Linked DNA regions of Homo sapiens: regions 1 and 3 are each linked to region 2. Evidence: chromatin contacts called from ENCODE Hi-C or POLR2A ChIA-PET data. All regions are on one chromosome and are shown on one strand. The core of a region is the stretch at or near the end of the contact, and the rest is flanking DNA. Distances in the headings are between cores, read along the strand shown.

Region 1 (3,820 bases), core at 476-2,975, 2.2 Mb before region 2:
TTACACACTTGTACAGTATTCCTAAACATGAATTAGTTGCTAATGCTTATGAAGAGTAATAGAAAATAAACTCCAAAACCCCTAAAAGTATAAACTACATTCAATTGTGACAGCATTCGTGTTTTTCAAAGGTTTATTAAATGCTGTTTTATGATGACATCAAAACGCCACAAAATTAAACTAATAATAACTTGCTTGAACCCTAAAAAGCAAGCCTTTAAGTAAATAGCAAAGACACATTTTTATTTCCAAATGAATTTAAATGTTACAGATCCTGTGTGATAAAGGAAGTTTAACTGTGGACAGCACACGTTAAATTTCTTAGGCAACAAACATTTCTCCATGCAGTCTTTTCTGAATCACCAAAGCTATTGTTCACAGAAAACGAGACCAATTAATAAGAAACTGCTAACCGTATAATCTAAACACACATTTGTCATAGCCATTCTATTTTGATCACCTACTTCTACCACCTCATCCTCATTCAACCCGTCGGGATTTGGGGAATAATCTGGCTGAATGACAGTTGATTTCGTTAGCACCTGTCGCCATTCTCAGATGTATCACACAAGTTGGCCAAAACAGCTTGTAATGTTTAAGGATTACGATTCTTTAGAAAGTGGCAACTCACTAGGCGTTCACCAAGTTTTCCAAAAGATCGTGCTTCTCGATTCCTCCCGCTTTCAAAAAGTAACCCTGTGGCACAGATTTTTGGGGGGAACGGAAGGGGATGTACACAATGAAGTGGGAATTCAACAGGACGCCCTCCAGAAACACAATCAATAGAGAGCAGAGCAGCTCGACTCTTCCCTCAAACTTAGCATAAAGCCAGACCAGGCGGCGAGGGCAGCCCGCGACCGCCGGAGCTCAGGGGGATTTCGGGGTGCGTCGTGGGGAAACGTCAGAGGCGAAGCTACTCCGAGTTCCCCGCCGCGAACGTCGTCCCGCGAGCGCCGCGGCCCCAGCCCGGGGTCGGCGCGCCCGGGACCGGGGGCGTGCGCGAGGCGAGGGCCGAGCCCTGCCCACCCCGGCAGCGGCCCGCGCCTCCCCACGCCCCTCTCCCGCCCGCCGGCGGGCCCGGGTGTCATGCCCCTTCCCCTCGCGCCGAGCCCTCCGGAGACACAGTCCGTCCTTTGTCTGAGTGCGGACTCGGCGGCTGGGTCCCACCAACTTGTGTCTGTCCCGTCCCACCCGGGCGCTCCCGCCGCGGCCGCGCCACACAAAGGAGACTTGAGGCTCGAGCTGCCACCCTGGACCGGGCACCGGAACGCCCCGACCCCGGCCCCGGCGCCCCGGCCAGGACAAGCACCGGGAAAGGAGCCCCCCACACGCCCCCCGCCCCGCAGCTCCAGGGGTGTGCGCTGCCTCACTCGCAGGGTCCCGCGGGCCAGCCCGAAGCTCACAGCTCCTTCCGGGGAGGGGGGCTCTCCCCTCACCCTCCACCCCCCGCACGCCTACAAACGCGGCGCCCCGGTGAGCCCCGCTCGGCGATACCCGGGACCGGCACAGCAGTGGCGGGGAGGTCCTGGCGCCGCCGCCGCCGCCCGGTTCGCACTCCCGGAGCCCCGCCGGCCGGGCCGCCCGCAGCGGCGCGTTACCTTCGTCCCGCGCGCCGACTCGCGTTGTTCCCGCGCGTCGCCCCCGCGCGCCGCCGCCGCCGCCGCCGGGGCTCCACTGCCTTCTGAGTCCCACCGGGTGTCGGACGCGACCGGACCGAGCGCCAAACGCGGCAGCCCAATCGCCATCGCTTTTATTTGGCCCCCCCAGCCCAATCAAGCGCCGCCCCGATTGGCGGGACGCGAGGCGGGCGCCCGTCCAATCACAGGGCCCGCCGGGCTCGGAGGCGCCGAGCCAGCCCCACGCAGAGTGCGCTCAGGGCTCGTGGGCGGGCGGGCACTGGCAGCGCGTGCGCGCGCGGGCGGCGGCGGGGTTCGCTGTAAGGGACGCCACTGGCCGTGTGGAAGCGCCGCCGCCGTCTCTTTGTTCTTTCGCTGAACACACGGCGCCTCTCAGGAAGGCGGTGTGCAGGCACGCGGGGACCGGGAGACATCGCGGGGGCCCGGAGCCCGCCGCGGACGGGAGGCGGGGAGGATAGGTGGCGGGAACCGGCCGAAGGGCGGGACGAAGCGCCGGCGGCTCTTGGCGGGAACCGGCGCCGCAGAGTTCCCGGGCGGGGGAGGGGCGGGGCGGGTGCTGGAAGCCAAGTTTGAACCAGTTCAAAACTCGGGGGTGGTAACGGTTTTAACCGCCGCGCTCGTTTCCCCGCGCGCGGAGCCGAGGCCCGGGCTGGCCGCTCCTAGTGGTGCCCGGGGAGGGGAGGGCGCGGGCCCCGGAGGTCGGCTCAGCTGTGGCGCCGCGTTTGCCGGGAGACGCTCGCCCGGCCCGCGCGCTGCCGCCGGACCCGTTACTACTTTTTTTTTTTTCTCCTGAGACGGAGTTTCGCTCTGGTTGTCCAGGCTGGAGTGCAATGGCGCGATCTCGACTCACCGCAACCTCCGCCTTCCGGGTTCAAGCGATTCTCATGCCTCAGCCTCCCGAGTAGCTGGATTACAGGCATGCGCCACCACGCCCGGCTAATTTTCTATTTTTAGTAGAGACGGGTCTTGGTCAGGCTGGTCTCGAACTCCCGACTTCTGGTGATCCGCCCGCCTCGGCCTCCCAAAGTGCTGGGATTACAGGCGTGAGCCACCGCCGCCGACCCGGGCCCTGTTTGATTATGTCTGCTGCTGCCTTGGCCGTTTTTTCCCCCACCGCTGGACTTTGGCTGGCCGAGCTTGCAGTGCTTATCGCCCTAGAAACCTGTGAAAGGGCGACATTGCTGCCATTTCAGACCCTTCCACTGTTCGTAGTTCTAAGCACGTGTCAGTGTTAAAAATCCTTTATCAAGATGAGCACTGTTCACTTGCCGCCTCTGCAAAGTGTGAGGATATTTGCAAGGCGCGGTGGCTCACGCCTGTAATCCCAGCACTTTGGGAGGCCGAGGCGGGCGGATCATAAGGTCAGGAGATCGAGACCATCCTGGCTAATAACGGTGAAACCCCGTCTCTACTAAAAATACAAAAAATTAGCCGGGCGTGGTGGCGGGCGCCTGTAGTCCCAGCTACTCGGGAGGCTGAGGCAGGAGAATGGCGTGAACCCGGGAGGCGGAGCTTGCAGTGAGCCGAGATCACGCCACTGCACTCCAGCCTGGGCGACAGAGCGAGACTCCATCTCAAAAAAAAAAAAAAAATTGATCTTGGTTATGGGGGGTCAAGCTACCTCAACCCAGAGGAATTAGAGGGATTCTGCTTAGGATACAGTCTCTCCTATTGCTTCATGTGGCAATGCAGTTAAGAGTATTCCGAATTTATTTTTACTAGGATGTATCTATGGGGTAAAATACCATTGTCATGTAAACTGAGATTCCATATTGAGAGTTCATACTGGAAACTGAAAAAAGGTCACCTATGAACTGTTGGGGTAAAAATCTGAAGAAATATTTTTAATGAATTTAATAACTAGCCAGAATTTTTTTTTTTTTTTTTTTTTTAAGAAACGGAGTCTCACACTGTCGCCCAGGCTGGAGTGCAGTGGCACCATCTCAGCTCACTGCAAGCCCCGCCTCCCGGGTTCACACCATTCTCCTGCCTCAGCCTCCCGAGTAGCTGGGGACCACAGGTGCCTGCCACCACACCCGACTAATTTTTTGTGTTTTTAGTAGAGACGGGGTTTCACCGTGTTAGCCAGGATGGTCTCGATCTCCTGACTTTGTGATCCGCCCGTCTCGGCCTCCCAAAGTGCTGGGATTACAGGCGTGAGCCACTGCGCTGGGCCAGAATTT
Region 2 (3,840 bases), core at 480-2,979:
CGACTCTCGTGGACACGTGGCAGTGGAGAACGCAGTTGGGAGGGAGGTGAAGGCTGCCCAGGGTCTGGGTGTCGTCGCCTAGCAGCTGCCCTTGGTAGATGAGTCGCACCTGCTGTTCCCGGCCGGGAAACTGGGTCCTGAGGAGAGAGGGACCTGGGTAAGAGAGCAGGCCTCAGGCAATCCTAGTCCCTGGCCCCGGAACAGCACTCCCACCCTCCCCCTGCCCTCCACAACACACCGGCCCTGGCCTGGGAGGGGCCGTCTGCCAGGGGAACAAGTACAGTTGTGATCTGGGGCGCTCAGCGCCTCCAGTATAAAGGAGGGCTGGGTCTTAGGTGTCTCTGGGGGCCTTCTGCGACCACTCTCCCAACCCCTGTCTTTAGCATTGCTCCTGCCTCTTGACCTACTTACCTTTTCAAGGAGCCAATGGTGTCGTGGGGCCAGGCCCTGGCCACCTGCTCTGAATCATTGAGGAATTTCAGCCGTAGCACGAGGGGCTCCTGCGGGGAGTCCGGGGCTGGCGGTGTTGCTGTGAACCCCGTGCTGGGCTCTGGCTGTGCAGCTTGACCTCTGTGTCTCAGGCTGGGGGTCTCTGCCCCTGGGGCCTCCCCTCTCATGCTGTCGGTAGCTGCCATGGCTGCGCTGGGCTGGGATGGCGTTGGGGTCCCTGACGGCTGGGGCAGTGGGTCCCCGCCCTCAGCGGTGTGCGTTGAGACCCAGGCAAGGGCCAGCACCAGAAGGCAGGCAAGCACCGAGAAAAGGACGGTCACCTCATCACCCACCCCTTCAATCAGGGTCATGGCGCCTGCCTTGCCCGCCGCGCTACCGAGCTGGAGAGGCACAAAGAGCCCGTGAGGCCCGGGCCCCCTGGCCAGGAGCCCTGGAACCTCCACAGGGTCCTGCCCTCACCCCACCGCGACGCTCCCACCGTCCTCAGCCTCCGTCCCCTCACCCACCCCAGGGTACCGGCTTCTCTGCCTCCCAGTCGCCCCAAACTTGCCTCCGGGTGCCCCTTCCCATCGCCGAATCCCAAGTCCTAACTTTCTGTCATCTGAGCTCGAGGTCTTCAACCAGCTCCCAACTCACCCAAACCCTATCCCAAGGTAAGGGCCTAAGCAACGCCTCTCCTAAACTTCACCCCAACCAAACTTCACCCCCAAGCGTATCTATTCTCCTGCCCACTTCACCCCAGTGTGTCTACTCCTTCACCGACTTCACCCCAGGCTCATCTACTCCGCTGCTAAAGTTTCTAAGAGGTGGGGGTAGAGCCTCTGTGCCCCCACCCCCGCCCCCCGCGTTACGGTTCACCTAAACCCCACCCGCGGCACAGGACTGCTTCCCAGGCTTCCCCCACAGCAAACGTCAAACTCCGCCCCTGGGCAATCTGGAGCCACCGAGCGTCACCACCCACCCAGCTCGGCCCCCTCCAGGTCCCCTCAACCCCACTCCGCGGAGGACTAACTCCGCGCCTCCTCTGGAAGTCTCTCCAAGCCCCCCGGGCTGCCTGACCCCAGATCCCGCCCGGAATCCGAGACTTCACGTTCCCCACCCCCACCTCTCATCACCCCTCCCACCTTCCCGCCCCCCGAAGCCGCAGGAGGGCACGGCGATCCCGGCCCGACCGGGGCCCTGGGCGGCGGGGTGGGCGCGGTCACGGCGCGGGGACTCACCGCCCGGCTCCCCCAGCTCCATCGCGGCCCCTCGGGCACTTCCGGGCGGGAGGCGCGGAGGTCGCAGGCACCTGAAGCACCCCTCCTTCCCCGCCGCCGCGGCCCGGGGCATTGTGGAACTTGTAGTCCGGCGCCGCGCTGTCCCCGCCCTCCGCCCTGCGGACCCACGTGTGGGGCTCCACCCGCGGTTCTCTGCGCCTGCAGATCGCGAAGGGGCTGGCGGGGGCGGTTTTGGGGGTTGTGCTACCCCCTAGAGGTTTGGGCGGCAGCAGCGTCCGCCCCCTCCCCTGCCAACAGCCAGGGCATCTATCACACCAGACACCGACGTCAGCTGGAGCACGTCAGAGTACCCGTGTTCGTGATGCAGTGTGGAAGGCTCTGAGGAACTCAGGTGGCCCCTACTGTTATGTCAGAGTGGACGCCAGAAGGCACTTTGGCCACCAAAATTAATTCTTCAGCCCAGAGCCCAATATCCATGGGCTGCCCCACCAGGCTGGCTAGGGATACCCATCCTCAGGGCTGCCCCTTTCCTTGGTCCCCTCCTCCACCTTCGGGACTCCACAGCCCCTTCAGGGCTGTGGAAGAAGCATAGACCTTGGAACCTGGCAGAAATCCTGATCCCTTATCTTGTGCTTCTCAGCTATATGACCTTGGGTGGGTTATTGAATCTCTCTGAACATTAATTTCTTCCTCTCTAAAACACACCTCGTAAGTCAATCATAAGGAAGAAATTAGATGTTTTATTAAAAAGTGTAAAAACTAAGGTACATGTCACACAGTAGCTATTCGCTCACCTCCACCCAAACCTGGTCTCAGGAGTCGGGTCTTTGGTGTGTTACTGTGTGGATGGCATTGAATCCCAGGCCTGTGGATATCTGGATTTTTCCCTCTGGGCTCCTGTAGCCACAGAGATCTCACATCCTGGTTTTTACAGGCCAGTCTTGATTTAAAATAATCTATCCTAGTCTTCCCATGGTTCTTGCCTACTGTGGGAGCAAGTGGCCCAAATATTGCCTTAGGAATGTCAGTCTAGATTGATACCATACAGAACTAACCTACCTCTAGTTCCATCCCTCCTGTTCATTCATTTATTCTACTAACATATTTTTTAAAAGATGTACTATGGCCAGGCGCAGTGGCTCACGCCTGTAATCCTGGCACTTTGGGAGCCAAGGCAGGCGGATCACTGAGTTCGAGACCAGCCTGGCCAACATGGTAAAACCCTGTCTCTACAAAAAAAAATACAAAAATTAGCTGGGCGTGGTGGCGGGCGCCTGTAATCCCAGCTACTCGGGAGGCTGAGGCAGGAGAATCATTTGAATGCGGGAGGTGGAGGTTGCAGTGAGCTGAGATCGAGTCACTGCACTCCAGCCTGGGTGACAGAGTGAGACTCCGTCTCAAAAAAAATTACACACACACACACACACACACACACACACACACACACACACACTATATCCCAGGCATTGTGCAAGATACTGGGAATAAAATGGTGAATCAGACCCTCTTCCTGCCCTCATGTGGCTCCATATACTAGTAGAAGAGCTAGACGTGTGAACAGCCCAACAGTGCTATAACACGTGTGTGCTAGTTGCTGGGGCAACACATTTGAGGAGCTCTTTGCTCTTAGTGTCTCTCTTGGGAGGTATACCTGGTGCTACTTCCTGCTGTCAATTCTAATTAAGCACCTAAAAGAGATGTTGGATGTTACTTTTAGAATTATACAACATCAGAACTAGGTTTTATGTTCAACCACTATATTTCGCAGATGAAACCCAGAGAGGGCACAAGATATCCTTAAGCTTATGCAGGGAGATAGAAACACAGGTTCCTCAGGAGCTTAGGAGACCCTGTGTGTTGATTAGCTTGCACCAGGTGCTTTGGAAGGTACAAGGAACTCGGGAATAGTGACTGGGTTGGTTCTGGGGCTGAGTTGTGTGGGTAATCAAACAGTGGACAGCTTCATGCTGGGAAAAGATCCAGCTTGGCCAGGGAAGTGGAAGTGTGCGTAAGAAGGACGATGTGTGTCACTGATGCCCTAGGATATCTGGGGGTAGCAGATACCCTGCAACATCTCTGGCAGATTTATTGGCTGCGGCCTCTGCAAATGTCACCTCTTGTAGGTTTTAGGAAACGTGTGTGTGTTGGTGGGGGGGAGGGGGCTAACAGA
Region 3 (3,685 bases), core at 642-3,141, 2.1 Mb before region 2:
GCACTCCAGCCTGGGCGACAGAGCCAGAAAAAAAAAACAGCCAGGCGTGTTGGCAAGCACCTACAGTCCCAGCTCCTCGGGAGGCTGAGGCAGGAGGATCCCATGAGCCCAGGAGTTTGAGGCTTAAGTAAGCCATGATCAGGACAGTGCACTCAAGCCTGGGCAACAATGCGTAACCTTATCTAGGAAAAAAAAAAAAAAAAACGGAGCTAGAAGTCCCAGGAGGCCTGCCCTTGGCCATGATGACCCCTGGGATTCCTAGGCTCACCCTAGGAGCAACTGCTTCCCAGGGACTCTTCTGTGTTAAAGACCTCTGACCGGAAGGATAAACTTGCTGGTCCTAACAGCTCCTAAAGCCACTCTCCCAGGCCTCTCAAGAATCCCCCCAAAAACAGAATCACTGGATCAAAACCAAGACAGTGCTATATGCTTTTCCGCTATGTTCCAAAAAGCATCTTCCACCCACACTGGTCCTCAACTTTCACTGTGCCTCCCGAAGTTAATTCTATGTCTCAAGGGAAAACTGACTTAAAACGCAGATTCCGGGGCCCACCCCTGCATTCTGCTTCAGTGTATTTTGGGTATCTGTATTTAAATAAACACTATTTAAACAAACATGATTTGGGTAAAGGTCTCAAGACACAATTTGTAAGCAGTCCCGCTATCGGATTCCTTTCGGCAGGTGTTTTTCTCGCCGAGTGTGGGTTTTTACTTCCTTTTCTATTTGGGCAAAGACTCTTTTTGAATCAGTGACCCACGCAGAAGTTACTCAATCTGTTTGAAAGAGTATAAAGTTCACGATTTCCCTACACACTAACATTATCAAAGAGTGTATATTTATATTAGAACAAACTCAGAAGGTTAAAAAGCTAGTGATTAAAAGTAAGGGCAGAGAGGAAGAAGGTAAAGACCAGTACCTGGATGCCTTATTCTCTAGGAATAACAACTTTTCCTTAATTAGCACTTCCTAATCTTCAGAGTTCTTATGTCTGCAGCTAGCTCACTTCGAAGAAAAATGCAGGGACCATGAAGTAGTTGTTACTATTCCTACTGGAGTACGCGCTTCATGGGCAGGGACCACACTCACAATCTTTTCCTCCCAGAACCCAGTACAGGGACTGGCACACAGTAAATGCTAAATGCAGAAGGAATGGTATCTCTAGTTTCTCAAAGGTGCAAACCAAGCCATCCCTTTCTCCAGAATCTATGGATTAATCATTTCCAAATCTACAGACCACATTTTGAAAAGGAATGCTTGCTGTTCCAAAGAACTCGCACTTGTTTCTTCACGCCCTCGCCCCTTCTCTCCAGTGGCTCTCCCTCTCCCTTCCCACTGCCTGGGCGCGTTCGCCTGGAGTTAGCCTGGACCTGACGAAAATCTGTAAATTAAGGCGAAGGACCCAGCTGCAAAAAAGGCGCTCTGCAGCCCTCTCCCAGCCTCGGGTGACAGGGGTCTTCCAGGGCGTCGGAGCCCAAGAGACCCCGGCCACCTTCCTCTCCCGGGAACCCCAAATCGATCCTGCCACTGCCACAGCCACCGCCCCCGCCCCTTCAACTCCGCCAAGTTTACCCCGGGCTCGGCGCCCATCACTAGTTCTGGAGCTGACCGCGCGGAAGCCCGCCCGCCGGGGTCGCAGGGCCCAGGCCCCCGCACAGCTCTGCAGCCCCCGCAAGCACAGCCCGACCCGCGGCGCGCTTGCCGCTCACCCTCGTCCGGGCCCTCGGCACCCGCCACGGCCAGCAGCTGCACCAGCCCCAAGAGCAGCAGGAGCAGGAAGGCTTTCCGGGGCCTCATGGTAGCGGGGGCGGAGCGCGGCCTCCTAGCGTCGGCGGCCGCTGAGCGCACCGAGAACTCGGGGTCTGGCCGACAGCCCGTCGCTCCTTAGCGACGCGGGGGAGCCGGAAAAACCCACGGAAGTCGTCCCCGGCGATTGGCAGGGGGCGGAGGAAGTCGCGGGCCGGCCAATCCCAGACTGACGCCGGCACGGACCGCGCGCGCCTCGGCCGCGACGAGTCGGCTCCGCCGCCCTAGGCCCTCCCTACTCCTGCGCGCGGCCCTCGGCTGCGCGTTTAAAACTCCGAGCCCTAACGTGAGGTGCCCCCTTCTGATTGGCTGCGCCACAACCACCAATCAGCGGCTGCCACTCGGTTTGCCGGGAGCGCACAGGCCAAGAGGGAGAGCGGGGGAGAACAAAGGCGGCGGGCCGGGCACGGGGAGTGCGGGACCTGGCTACGCCTCGGGGCGCTATTGGCAATCGGTGCCGGGGGCGGGGCAGGAGAGGCGGAGCCTGGGAAATGTGGAGCGGGGCGGGGCTCGGCTCAGCATCCTGCGGCCGAACTTGGCAGTAAGAACACGTGTCGGTACCGGAGCGGTGGGGAGCAGTGGCGAGCAGGGCGGTCCTCGCAACCCGCCGGGGCTCTGGGAAGCTGGAGACCAACGCGGGCGGAGGAGCACGAGCCTGTTTGTTGCTAGAAAGGGGCTCCAAGTCCGCTGCATGTTCGTGGCCTTCTTAATTTCTTTTTCTGCTCGAGCAAATAAAAGTTTCATTTCTCTCCGGAGTATTGAGCTAGAGAGCGGGGAAGAGCATGCAGTAAAGTGAATCCAGACTAGAATCTGGGGAAGCCTCTCTCCAAGGTTGCATCTCGGAGAAACAAGCCATCAGATTCTTGTCTAAACTTTGCCTCGTCTTATTTAGTTTTCTAGTGATTTTCTGCAAAAGGAAATACCAGATAGGCAATCTAGTGGTTTACATAGATCTGAATAAAAGCTTGAGGTTTTCCCTCTTGACCACTTTGGAGAAGAAAACTAGGTTAAGATGACGATTTTTGTATGTCAGAAAAGAAGCCTGTAATGTGCATTAAGTTTGAGACTTTTTTTTAACACCTGGGAGTTTGAGAAGGCAAATAGGGAAAAGAAAAAAAATAGAAACTCAAGTTCAGGAATATTTTCTCGTGTGTGCAGATTATTACGTGAGGAAGAAAAAAGGGATAACTCACAGACCTTAGCAATTAAAAATACTTAATTTTTTTGTTGAATGCCTATTAATCTGATGGTTCCTGGTCAATTTTGTAGGGCAGAACATTATGCAACTGTACACACTGATTTATTAGAGTGCTATGAATGTGGGCCACCAGACAGTTCGGTATCATGTTATTTTATTTTTTGAGACAAGAGTCTTGCTCTGTCACCCAAGCTGGAATGCAGTGGCGCCATCTCCTCTCACTGCAACCTCCGCCTCCTGGGTTCAAGTGATTCTACTGTCTCAGCCTCCCGGGTAGGTGGGACCACAGGCGCCCGCCACCACTCCCTGCTAATTTTTATATTTTTAGTAGAGACAGGGTTTCACCACGTTGGCCTGGCTGGTCTCAAACTCCTGACCGACCTCAAGTGATCCACCCACCTCGGCCTCCCAAAGTGCTGGGATTACAGGTGTGAGCCACCGTGCCCAGCCTTAATATCATGTTAAAGATAGACCTGTTCTTCAAAAAGACAAGTCAGAGTTCTCATCTTTCTTCTTGTTTCCTATGACACTGTTAAACTGAGAGGAATGAGGACCCCATTTGCTCAGTGGTGGGAGAAACACAATTTCACTGGCCTTTTGTTGATACAAAGATAGGAAGAAGGCTCTTGAAGTGCTGTCTGTATATGTGTATAAACACACATATATCTTGTGACATTAAAGTA

Evidence for each region. Hi-C counts contacts between places; a loop is a spot of excess contacts on that map. ChIA-PET counts read pairs that join two places held with the same protein, here RNA polymerase II (POLR2A). Pooled maps may share reads with other maps.
Region 1: a pooled map shows a loop between it and region 2 (8-fold over the local background). The contact joins the promoter of EZH2 here to the promoter of TMUB1 in region 2. A Hi-C loop is called at or near these places in 3 of 37 single-sample maps with no recorded cell type and 5 of 50 pooled maps. POLR2A ChIA-PET finds 5 or more read pairs at or near these places in 1 of 52 experiments (activated CD4-positive, alpha-beta T cell).
Region 3: a pooled map shows a loop between it and region 2 (9-fold over the local background). The contact joins the promoter of PDIA4 here to the promoter of TMUB1 in region 2. A Hi-C loop is called at or near these places in 1 of 37 single-sample maps with no recorded cell type and 9 of 50 pooled maps. POLR2A ChIA-PET finds 5 or more read pairs at or near these places in 1 of 52 experiments (activated CD4-positive, alpha-beta T cell).

Annotation. Positions count from the first base shown.
Region 1 is chr7:148,882,566-148,886,385 of GRCh38, forward strand. It overlaps EZH2 (enhancer of zeste 2 polycomb repressive complex 2 subunit), which reads right to left and starts at 1,726. Exons shown (of 20, transcript NM_004456.5): 1 at 1,599-1,726. LOC124901767 (a long non-coding RNA gene) reads left to right here and starts at 2,624. Exons shown (of 2, transcript XR_007060579.1): 1 at 2,624-2,918; 2 at 3,792-3,820. RefSeq lists silencers at 890-1,479, 1,640-2,009, 2,130-2,359 and an enhancer at 980-1,671.
Region 2 is chr7:151,081,764-151,085,603 of GRCh38, forward strand. It overlaps TMUB1 (transmembrane and ubiquitin like domain containing 1), which reads right to left and starts at 1,730. Exons shown (of 3, transcript NM_001136044.2): 1 at 1,671-1,730; 2 at 412-830; 3 at 1-137. The coding sequence starts at 800. RefSeq lists an enhancer at 59-353 and a silencer at 1,494-1,883.
Region 3 is chr7:149,026,614-149,030,298 of GRCh38, forward strand. It overlaps PDIA4 (protein disulfide isomerase family A member 4), which reads right to left and starts at 1,892. Exons shown (of 10, transcript NM_004911.5): 1 at 1,708-1,892. The coding sequence starts at 1,795. RefSeq lists enhancers at 1,012-1,606, 1,607-2,200 and silencers at 1,525-1,574, 1,665-1,734, 1,805-2,384.